Regions from separate parts of the Homo sapiens genome. Here region 1 is linked to region 2. Evidence: chromatin contacts called from ENCODE Hi-C data. All regions are on one chromosome and are shown on one strand. Each heading gives the region's core, a stretch centred on a gene start or an enhancer-like site at or near the end of the contact. The rest is flanking DNA. Distances are from core to core; before and after follow the strand shown. Region 1 overlaps POLR3E (RNA polymerase III subunit E). Region 2 has its middle 43 kb from the start of METTL9.

Region 1 (5,741 bases), core at 3,024-5,523, 760 kb after region 2:
GGCCTGTGTCTTAGTTTTTAGTAGAAAGTTTAAAAAGTTTAAAAAAAAAAAAAAAAAGGTAAAAAGCATATAGCCGGGTGTGTTGCCTCCTACCTGTAATCCCAGTGCTTTGGGAGGCCGAGGCAGGCCCAGGAGTTCCAGACCAGCCTGGGCAACATAGTGAAATCCCTTCCCTACAAAAAATACAAACATTAGCTGGGCATGGTGGCACATCCCTTAGTCCCAGCTACTGAGGAAGCTGAGGTGGGAGGATTGCTTGAGCCTGGGAGGCGGAGGTTGCAGTAAGCTGAGATTCCGCCATTGCACTCCAGCCTGGGCAATAGAGCAAGACTCTGTCTTGAAAAAAAGCATATACAATAAAGATATATTTTTCATAAATTTATTTATTGATTTATTTTTTGGAGAGGGAGTCTCACTCTGTTGCCCAAGTTGGAGTGCAGTGGCTCAATCTTGGCTCACTGAAACCTCTGCCTTCCGGTTTCAAGCAGTTCTCCTGTCTCAGACTCCCGAGTAGCTGGGACTACAGGTGCACACACCACCATGCCCAGCTAATTTTTGTATTTTTAGTAGAGACAGGGTTTTTGCCATGTTGGCCAGGCTGGTCTCGAACTCCTGACCTCAGGTGATCCACCAGCCTTGGCCTCCCAGAGTGCTGGGATTATAGGCATGAGCCACTGTGCCCAGCCTTTTTTTTTTTTTTTTTTTTTTAATAAATTTAGTGTAGCCTAAGTGTGCAGTCTGTATGAAGTCTACAGTAGCGTGTAGTAATGTCATAGGCCTTCACATTCACTCACCACTCACTCATCCAGAGCAGCTTGTCCTATAAGCTGGTTTTAGTCTTTTATACTATACTTTTACTGTACCTTTTTTATGTTTAGGGTTTTTTGGGTGTGTTTTTTTGTTGTTGTTTGTTTTGGGGTTTTTTTTTTGGAGACCGGGTCTCACTCTGTCACCCAGGCTGGAGTACAGTGGTGATCATAGCTCACTGCAGCCTCTATCTCCTGAGCTCAAGCAATTGCCTTCCCTCAGTCTCCTGAGTAGCTAGGACTACAGGCCATGCCACCACATCTGGCTAATTTTTTAAAAAATTTTTTGTTGAGGTGGGGTCTTGCTATGTTGCCCAGGCTGGTCTCGAACTCCTGGGCTCAAGCGATCCTCTTGTCTCTGCCTCCCAGAGTTCTGGGATTACAGATATGAGCCACTGCACCCAGCCTAGGTATATTTAGATACACAAATACCATTCTGTTACAACTGCCTACAGTATTCAGGGGAGTAACATGCTGTACAGTGTGTAGCCTGGGAGCAATAGGCCATACCATAGAGCCGAGGCGTGTAGTAGGCTCTGCTATCTGGGTTTCTGTGAGTGCACTCTGCGATGTTTGCACAACGATGAAATCACCTAAGGATGAATTTCTCAGAACGTATCCCTATTGTTAAGTGATGTGTGGCTGTATGTGAAATGTCCAGAATAGGCAAATGTACAGAGGCAGAAAGTAGATTAGTGGCTACCAGGGACTAGTGGGAGAGTGGAGTGGGGACTGCCTGGTTCTTTTTGTGGTGATGAGAATGTTCTAAAATTGGTTGTGCTGGCTGCACAGCTTTGTGAATACGTTAAAATACATTGAATTATGGCCGGGAGTGGTGGCTCATGCCTGTAATCCCAGCACTTTTGGAGGCCGAAGTGGGCAGATCACCTGAGGTCAGGAGTTCGAGACCAGCCTGGCCAACATGATAAAATCTCATCTCTTCCAAAAAGTAGAAAAAATTAGCCAGGCGTGGTGGTGAGTGCCTGTAATCCCAGTTATGCAGGAGGCTGAGGCAGGAGAATCGCTTGAACTCAGGAGGCGGAGGTTGCAGTAAGCCGAGATCGCACCACTGAATATCCTGGGCAACAGAGTGAGACTCCATCTCAAAACAAAAATACATTGATTAGTATGCCTTAAATGAGTGGACTATATGGTACGTGAGTCTTGTCCCAAAGCTGGTAAAAAGTACAAGGCGCGGCCGGGCGCAGTGGCTCATACCTGTAATCCCAGGACTTTGGGAGGCCAAGACGGGCAGATCACAAGGTCAGGAGATCAAGACTATCCTGGCCAACATGGTGAAACACCATCTCTACTGAAATACAAAAAAATTTAGCTGGGCTTGGTGGCACACACCTGTAGTCCCAGCTACTTGGGAGGCTGAGGCAGGGGAATCACTTGAACCGGGGAGGTGGAGGTTGCACTGAGCCGAGATCATGGCACTGCACTCTGCACTCTGGCCTGGGTGACAGAGCGACACTCCATCTCAAAAAAAAAAAAAAAAAAAAAAAACAGTAAAGTGCTTAAGTATTTAGTCTCAAAAGCAATGAACGAAACTAATCTGAACACTTAGGAAACAAAATGGGATAGGATCAAAAGTAGTGTCATATAACTCGCGCGTTCTGTTTAGAACCCATGTCTCAAGCATGTAATTCTTGAAAGCCACATCCCTTGCAGCGGGAGGGAAAGTCATGATCTTTATCAGAGGCCATGTGGACACTCCACCCAGTTCTAGCAGGGCCTCTTCTCCAGCCACAGTGGCACTAGTGGACTTCCTAGTGGAACGGGTGGGATTTTGGCGGGAAAAGATGGAGGATAAGAAGGAGAGGAAATCCAGGTGTGTGGGGCGGGACAGTAAGGCTGAGCTGGCCGAGGCCTGGAGGGTAAACAGCAGGGCGAATTTGATGAGGATTAGCTGCCTAGTGTTGCAAAGCGAGCAGCTGGGGAGAGGGGCGTGGAACCAGACTGGGAGGTGGGACTGAAGGAAGTGGCTTCGAACAGAAGAGTCCAGGTTCCTGTCCTAGTCTGGGCTGTGTGCTTGCTGTGTCCAGCAGGCCAGGTGGAGGTGGGGATGGTCCCTGGCCTGGTGGTCCCAAGACTCTAGGATTGGGGGCTGCAGCGGGAATGGGAGGCGGTTTGATGGTGGGCCTAGGCCTTCACGGGACTTGGTGACTCTCTTGAGCCAAACTGGGTGGGTTTCTAGAGTTGAGTCCAAGCCCTTCTTCCTCCGCCAGGTGAGCTCCACCTGACACCTTTACATGGCATCCTGCAGCTGCGGCCCAGCTTCTCCTACCTGGATAAGGCTGACGCCAAGCACCGGGAGAGGGAGGCGGCCAACGAGGGTGAGCCCGGGATCCCCAGCCCTGCTGCCTGCCTGCCTTCATCCTGGTGGGATGGCTTGGTCCTGGGAAGAGGGATGGGATGATAGGATGTTTAGCAGGATCCCTGGCCTCTACCTACTAGATGCCAGAAGCACCCACCCCACAGTCGTGACAATCAAAAAGGTCACATTGCCCAGTATCCCCAGGGTAAAGGGGCAAAACTGTCCCCGATTGAGAACCACTGGCTTAGGCAGCTCCCTCTGCGAGGAGAACTCCCAGCACCCCGGCCTGAGGCTTCCCTGGCGGGTGGGGTTGAGAGAAGGGAGGTGGAGGCTCCCCAGGACTGCAGTCAGTGGCTTGTCTCTCTTGCAGCAGGGGACTCTTCACAGGATGAGGCGGAAGACGATGTTAAGCAGATCACGGTGAGCCCTGGCCCCTGGAGGAGGAGGGTGCTGCCTGGGCGGCAGCAGGACCAGAGACCAAGGGGTAGCGGGTCTTCACAGAATGCAGGTGGAGCAGACAGGGCCCATGCTTTTGAGCCTTCTTGCTGGGCTACCTGGAGGGAACAACCTGAGTTGTTCCAGCTATACACAAGATGGAAGCCCTGGCTGGATCCAGGAGATGTGTGCCTGGGGCTTGGCTAGAGTCACCTGGGAGCAGGAAGCTGGGGCCAGGAGCCCTGAGGACCCGCAGACCAGCTCTGCCATGAACCTGTATCTTAACAGAGCCAAAGTCAATTAACTGTGATTCTATCCTCTTTATGGGGCACGGATGAATAGTTTTCGTTTTAATAGTTATTCCTGAATTTTAAAGATTTTTCAAAGAATCTTAACCTTCCATTTATGGTTTGTAAAGTTTTCCCTATTTAAGCATATTTAGATTAAAATGAGTAGTACCAAAAGAAAAATGCTACACGTAGAATGATGATACACAAGTATGGCTAGAGAGTGGTGAGTGTTTGGAAGCCCTTGAGGACCGGGGAACACGGGCGTAATGGACATGGAGGTGGCGCAGGGAGCTCATCCTGTTCTCTCCGTAGCTTATTAGGACCTTAGAAACTCCCTTCCGCTCTGGGGAACTTAGAAAAGGCATCCTGGGCCTGTCTGCTTTAAGGACTCTGCTGGCTCTGGCGCCTGGGACTCTAATCCCCCTCAAGCCTCTGGGCTGGGCAGGCACGAGCAAGTATAAGCCGTTCCCTGGCGTGTGCAGGCAGCTCTGGGAGGGACACGGTTGGAACGGAATTTAAACGACCTGTGCTAGGAAAGGAAGGGAGAGTGGAAAACCCCTATACGGAGTTCTCTGGTCTTCTGGCAGGGGCTGAGACGGCAGTCCAGCAAGGGTCACAGGCCTGACGGTATGACCTCTTCCCCTTCCCACCGCAGGTGCGGTTCTCCCGGCCGGAGTCAGAGCAGGCCCGCCAGCGCCGTGTGCAGTCCTATGAGTTCCTGCAGAAGAAGCACGCAGAGGAGCCCTGGGTCCACCTGCATTACTATGGCCTGAGGGTGAGCGGGGCTTCGTGGGGTCCTGGGGGAAACACCTCGGTGCCCGGAAGGGTCATGGTGTGGCCTCCGTGTCTCACCTTGAACTTAAGTCAAATTCATGAGTCATAGCCACAGATAGAGGATCGAGTCCTGTGGGCAGTTTACACTTCACTCCAGCCGAGCCACTTAGCGTGGGCCCCAGGAGAGCAAGAGGAAAAGATGCGAGTCCTTGGTTCCCTGGGTGGGGTTTGGCCCCTGGGCATGGGCATCTTGCTGGGCTTGCAGTGGGGCTAGTGCCTGGTAACATATTTTCGCTGCAGCCCAGGCCCTAAACGCAGGCCAGATGCATTCTCCGGTTCTGTCCTAGAGGGTCGGTCATGTGTTGCCACCCCAGAGTTCCCAGCACCACCTGCCCAGGGGATTTTCTTACTGTGCTTGGTTTTCATCTGGTACGCTGACTTTATTTACTTTTATTTTTATTTATTTATTATTTATTTATTTATTGAGACAGTCTCATTCTGTCACCCAGGCTGGAGTGCAGTGGCTCGATCTCAGCTCACTGCAACCTCCGCCTCCCGGGTTCAAGTGATTCTTCTGCCTCAACCTCCCAGGTAGCTGGGACTACAGGCACCTGCTAATTTTTTTGTTTTTGTTTTTTTAGTAGAGATGGGGTTTTGCCATGTTGGCCAGGCTGGTCTCGAACTCCTGATTTCCAAGTGATCTGCCCACCTCAGGCTCCCTAAGTGCTGGGATTACAGGCGTGAGCCACGACCACCTGGCCCTGGTGCATTGATTTTAGAACCTAACCCTTGAAACTGTGTACTGAGTGAGGGATGCTTCCAAAGACACCATGGGCCAGGGCTCCCAATATTTTCTGGGGTGGGGAACAACTCCTGATTTCTCTGGAACCTTCTTGGAAGAGATTTGTGTTAACAGACCCTTAGACTCGGGGTCAAACTTCTAGACACTGCTGTTTCCTGCTGTGTGACCTTGGGCATGTTAGCTAACCTCTCTGAGCCTCAGTTTTCTTAATTATAAAATGAGAGTAGTAATAATAGTACCTACCTTGCCAAGTTATTTTGAGGGTGAGATGGGTTAGTATATTTACAGTCAGTGGAACAGAGTCCACCACATCC
Region 2 (5,375 bases), core at 1,908-4,407:
ATCGAGCCTTTCCCACGGCAGTTTGGGAACCGCCTGGGATTTCTAGGAAAGTCCACAGAACACAGAAATAGTTAAAGACCTGGATTTGCAACTCAGCTCTGCTTCTAACTTGCTGTGTGACCCTGGGCAAGTAGCTTAGCCTCTCTGAGCCTAAGCCTCTCTACCTGTTAAACGAGAAGAGCGGGAAGGATAAATGGAGACAAGGCAGGAGGCATTTTGTAAAGTGTTGTCTGATGATGGCAGTGGTGGTGATTGTGCATCGCACACCATTCAGGGGCTCCGCAGCTTCATCTGTGTAAAGAGAGTTACTACACGTTTCTCCTGGTCCCAGCTCAAGCACTCTAGGGTTCTACGTAGGCACATAAATAGGGTTCCAAAGAGCGACGCCAACTGCATAAGGCATAAGTCCACTGACAGCCGATGCCTGCCAGACCCCCACCCACAAAACCTAGTAGAAAAGTCACCCTCCAGAATGTGGCCAACCAACAAGGGCCAGGAACAGGAGCTGCTGGGACCAGAAGGGACTTGTGAGCCCTGAGCCTCTGCAGGGTAAGGTGCTGTGCTAACTCTGGGGCTAGAAGACTTTCCCAAGGGTTTCCAGCAGGGCTGGAGCCCACAGGCATCTCTTCACCTTTCCCGACCCCGAGCTGTCCCAGAATTCTTCTTCTTCTTTTTTTTTTTTTTTTTTTTTGAGACGGAGTTTCACTCTGTCGCCCAGGCTGGAATGCAGTGGCGTGATCTCAGCTCACTGCAACCTCCGCCTCCCGGGTTCAAGAGATTCTCCTGCCTCAGCCTCCCAAGTAGCTGGTACTACAGGTGGGCACCACCACACCCGGCTATTTTTTTTTTTTTTTGTATTTTTAGTAAAGACGGGGTTTCACCATGTTGGCCAGGATGATCTCGATCTCCTGACCTCATGATCCGCCCCCCTTGGCTTCCCAAAGTGCTGGGATTACAGGCGTGAGCCACCGTACCCAGCCTGTCACAGAATTCTTTACTGCGGCAGCCTCTGATGGGCTGGATCCTCCGCCTCTCTACTCATTGGAGTAAGAGACAAGTCAGCCCTTTCCAATCTGCCTCCTGAGGGGAACCATGGGGCCCTCGGGACATGCGGCCCCTCCTCAGGCTGGCTCGGGGCATCTGCACCCCTGTACCTGAGCAAGGGACTTGCTTGAAACGGCGGCCACCCTGGGCTGGGGACCAAGCACGCTCAGGGGAAAACCCAAAAAGGCTACTGTGTCTCACTGGCTCTATGATACGCAAATGAGGAGGGAAGCGAAACGTTCGTTCTTCTAAGAGGGTAACTGCAAAGGAAGTCTGGGCCGCTGCGTTTTCGGGAACAGCAGGTGCGGTGGCCGATGGATAACTCGGGCTGGGCTGGAGCGGCCCCTGGTGGCAGTTCGGTGAAGAGGCACCCGGAACCTGGCAACGTGGCCCGCGCGGGGCGCACGCATATCAGGAAGACACAGAGGCCTTTTTACTGAAAATGCCAGCGGGTGCGGATTCCACAGGCTCCTCTTCAGCATCAGTCTAGTGTGGGATTCATACACCTTGAGCCTCTTTCAAGGTGAAACAGAGAATCTCACTGAAAACTTTAAATCCCACTGTAAATTCCAAAATTAGACCTGCGCCGCGAAGACCGCCCACCAGCAAAATGCCAAGCGTATTTCTTTAAAAACTGGAAAGCCGTGTTTCGCTGCTCTTCCTGTAGACAATACAGCATGGGGGCAGGAGTGGGGTCTGGAGTCGGACGCACGTTCAGAGGCTGGGGTCACTTCTCCCAAACCGTGTGCAGTCGGACGCACGTTCAGAAGCTGGGGCCGCCACTCCCAAACTGTGTGCTCTAGGTCCAGCTTTTGCACCCCTCCTAGCCTCAGTTTCCCCATCTGTAAAGTGGGGATGATCCTTGAACCCCCACCATAGGACTGCTGTTACGATTAAGTCACATGGGAAATACGAAGTCCTTAGCACAACGCTTGACATAAAGGAAGCACTCTAAAACAAACAAACAAACAAACAAAAAACAACGAACTGGAAGCCACTGAAGCCTTCATGGGGTGAAACAGCTGATTAAGGGGCAAAGGCTCTCGCTGGCCAGGTTCTGGCGTGTCCCGGGCACCACGCATCCTGTCCATGAGCTCACGTCGTTGTCGTGATGGAGAAGGCTTGGTGCATACCAGAGTGCGGCGGAGGAGCTGGCCTTCACTGGGCACCTGCTACCTGCTGGGCATTGCGAGGTAACTTTATGTTCCTCCCAGGATGAACTCCTCACAATGGCCCTACAGAGCAGGTCCTGTGAGTCCAACTTTGAGATGAGGAAATTGAGACGCAGAGAGGTTCGGTCACCTGCCCCATTTTAGCCGGCAACCTCACCCAGGTCTGACGGTCCAGGCCCTCAGCTTTTGTAGTAGGGTTCAGGCCAAACTCTGCTACTTGCCTTGCCAGTAAAGTTAGGGACCCAATTTAAGGCTGCAGACCTGGATAAAATAATCTCAAAGTGACTTCTTTTTTTTTTAGGTGGAGTCTCACTCTGTCACCCAGGCTGGAGTGCGGTAGGGTGCTCTCGGCTCACTGCAACCTCTGCCTCCCAGGTTCCAGTGATTCTCCTGCCTCAGCCTCCTGAGTTGCTGGGACTACAGACAAGTGTTACCACACCCCACTAAATTTTGTTTTTGTTTTTGTTTCTTTGAGATGGAGCCTTGCTCTGTCACCTGGGCTGGAGTGCAATGGCCAGATCTTGGCTCACTGCAACCTCCACCTCCTGAGCTCAAGCGATTCTCTCACCTCTGCTTCCCGAGTAGCTGGGATTATAAGCACCCACCAGCATGCCCAGCTAATTTTTGTATTTTTAGTAGAGGCAGGGTTTCACCATGTTGGCCAGGCTGGCCTTGAACTCTTGACCTCAGGGGATCTGCTGCTTCAGCCTCCCAAAATGCTGGGATTACAAGCATAAGCCACTGTGCCAAGCCTAAAGTGACTTTTCGTAATGACAATACAATGTCAGGATATTCTCCTTAATCAAAAAAAAAAAAAAAAAGGCAAGCCCAATTCACGAAAAGGGGTCTTTAAGCTGCCAGCCCCCATCCCCCAGACTCTGCTATCGGCAGGGCTGGTCCACCGGGCAGCACTGGCCACTGTTGCCTCAGCGTTCTGTGCAAGCAGGTGCGTCAGAACCGGCTCATGGAGATATAATTGAACGATTGCCTCAGCGCGTGCCAGACTCTCCAAACATAATAACAGATGACGTTTGGGGTCGGCTCCAGGCGGTGACGTGCTGGCCCCAGAGAATATTGTCTCTGCTATTACAACAGATGCTGTTAATAGCTATCTATTTGTAGTTCGGGGCTTTTACCAAGATGAGCAGGCTTTTGGCAGGCACGGGTTGTTTGAAGGCTTAAAATTAGTACAAGAGAAGTTTGAGATGTTCTAATTACTGGAAATTTCAAATAACACGATGCCGCAAGGGACCGGTCTGCTTCCGGTGCCACTCTCGGGGGTAATGCACGTTCCCAAGCTGTAAATGGGGAAGGCTGAGGGCTTCTGTGTGCCACCTCCCCAGGCAGGCAGGGGCCGCAGCCACTGCAAGCCCCTGCCCACAGAACTCGGCGATGACGGAACCTAGACTGCTCCCTGGAAGTTAGCCTCTGAGACCATCACATATTGGCACTGGTTTGAAAGCCAGGCAAATGTGGGCTCCAATCCTGGCTTCACACGGTGGGGCTTTGCAAGTTGTTTTATAGGTCTGTGGCCCAGACTAGACATTTGTAAAAGGATAATGATGCCTATGGCAAGGATTGAGTACTGTGATGCTTACAAAGTACCTCCCTAACAGTCCCTGGCATGCAGTGAGAGCTCAAATAATGGTAGCCACTTACTATTATTATGACTGGTGTTATTGTTATTATTAAAATTACTGTCATCGCCCAGGCACGGTGGCTCACACCTGTAATCCCAGCACTTTGGGAGGCTGAGGCGGGCAGATCACTTGAGGTCAGACGTTTGAGACCAGCCTGGGCAACATGGTGAAACCCGGTCTCTACTAAAAATACAAAAATTAGCCGGGGGTGGTGGCACGCGACTGTAGTCCCAACTACTTGGGAGGCGGAGGTGAGAGAATCGCTTGAAGCCGGGAGGTGTGGAGGTTGCGTCACTGCACTCCAGCCTGGGCGACAGAGGGAGACTCCATCTCAATAAATAAATAAACAATAAAATAAAATAAAATTGCTATCATCACTGGCATCGTCATCATCTCACTACAGCAGAGATCCGCAGTTCCCCGAAACAAATACCACGAGTCTCAAGGTAAGACCTGCACGTAAGGATGTCGAAAGATAAATATGTCTTAAGAACATGTCCATGAGAAGGGGCTTTGCCAGCCATGCAAGCATAAAAGAAGAAAAGTCCCTCATTCATCCAAAAACACCCGCTGAGTTTCTCCCGCGTGCCGGGCACCACGCTCAGTACGGGGGACAGAGGGAGGAGGCTCTAGGCTCTGACTTGCCCTTGCAGAGCTTGGAATCCAGGAGTGTCAGACGGTGGTAGAGATAAAAAGCTGTGTGTCTGAGAGGTGAGGGCGTGGGCTTTGGGGCCCTAAACTTGCTTGGGACGCCCGGGAGGGCCCCCGTGGAAGCGGCGTTTCAGTGGAGCCCTGAAGATGGGTTTCTATTTGTCAGGTGAAGATAATGGCAGCTCCAGGCAGAAAGGGACGACCAGCGGAAAGGACCCTGGTGAGAGCAGCCACCACGACGGAACAGGCAGAAGCACCAGCTGGCAAAGGCACTGTCAGGGGCAGCGGGAGATGGGATTGGAAGGGCAACAGGGTTGGCGCCCGTGGTGGCAAAAGGAAGGGGGGCCTTCGCCAACAAACCCCAACAGGGTTTTTTTTTTTTTTTTTTTTTTTTGAGACAGAGTCTTGCTCTGTCACCCAGGCTGGATGCAGTGGTACAATCTTGGCTCACTGCAGCCTCTGCCTCCTAGGTTCAAGCTATTCTCCTGCCTCAGCCTCCTGTAGCTGGGATTACAGGCACGCACCACCACAACTGGCTAATTTTTGTATATTTAGTAGAGACAGGGTTTCACCATGTTGGCCAGTCTGGTCTCAAACTCCTGACCTCAGGTGATCCACCTGCCTCGGCCTCCCAAAGTGCTGGAATTATAGGCGTGAGCCACCACAACCTGGGGAGGTCAATGCTGCAGTGAGCTGTGACGCAGCACTGTAGTCCAGCCTGGGTGACACAGTGAGATCTTGTCTCAAAAAAAAAAGTATTCAGCAAAATATATATTTGAAATAAATTTCATACCTACGAGTAAGTTTTCTAATATCCAATTATTATTTTACTGTTAACATGCTCAGAACTGTATAGCTCAGGGGTATG

The links. Hi-C counts contacts between places; a loop is a spot of excess contacts on that map. Pooled maps may share reads with other maps.
Region 1: a loop to region 2 is called in a map of mammary epithelial cell, with 6 times the contacts of the local background. The contact joins two enhancer-like sites. A Hi-C loop is called at or near these places in 11 of 168 maps with a recorded cell type or tissue (A673, CD4-positive, alpha-beta T cell, CD8-positive, alpha-beta T cell and 8 more), 9 of 37 single-sample maps with no recorded cell type and 13 of 50 pooled maps.

Annotation. Positions count from the first base shown.
Region 1 is chr16:22,310,583-22,316,323 of GRCh38, forward strand. It overlaps POLR3E (RNA polymerase III subunit E), which reads left to right. Exons shown (of 21, transcript NM_018119.4): 7 at 3,038-3,145; 8 at 3,497-3,546; 9 at 4,507-4,626. Among named protein-coding and RNA genes, the nearest start is that of POLR3E, 16 kb to the left of the region's middle. Within about 2 kb of position 4,274, at least 3 of the 41 ENCODE cell types and tissues checked have a DNase peak (open chromatin) inside an H3K27ac peak, as active enhancers do.
Region 2 is chr16:21,553,619-21,558,993 of GRCh38, forward strand. No RefSeq gene overlaps it. Among named protein-coding and RNA genes, the nearest start is that of METTL9, 43 kb to the right of the region's middle. RefSeq lists an enhancer at 665-1,475. Within about 2 kb of position 3,158, at least 8 of the 41 ENCODE cell types and tissues checked have a DNase peak (open chromatin) inside an H3K27ac peak, as active enhancers do.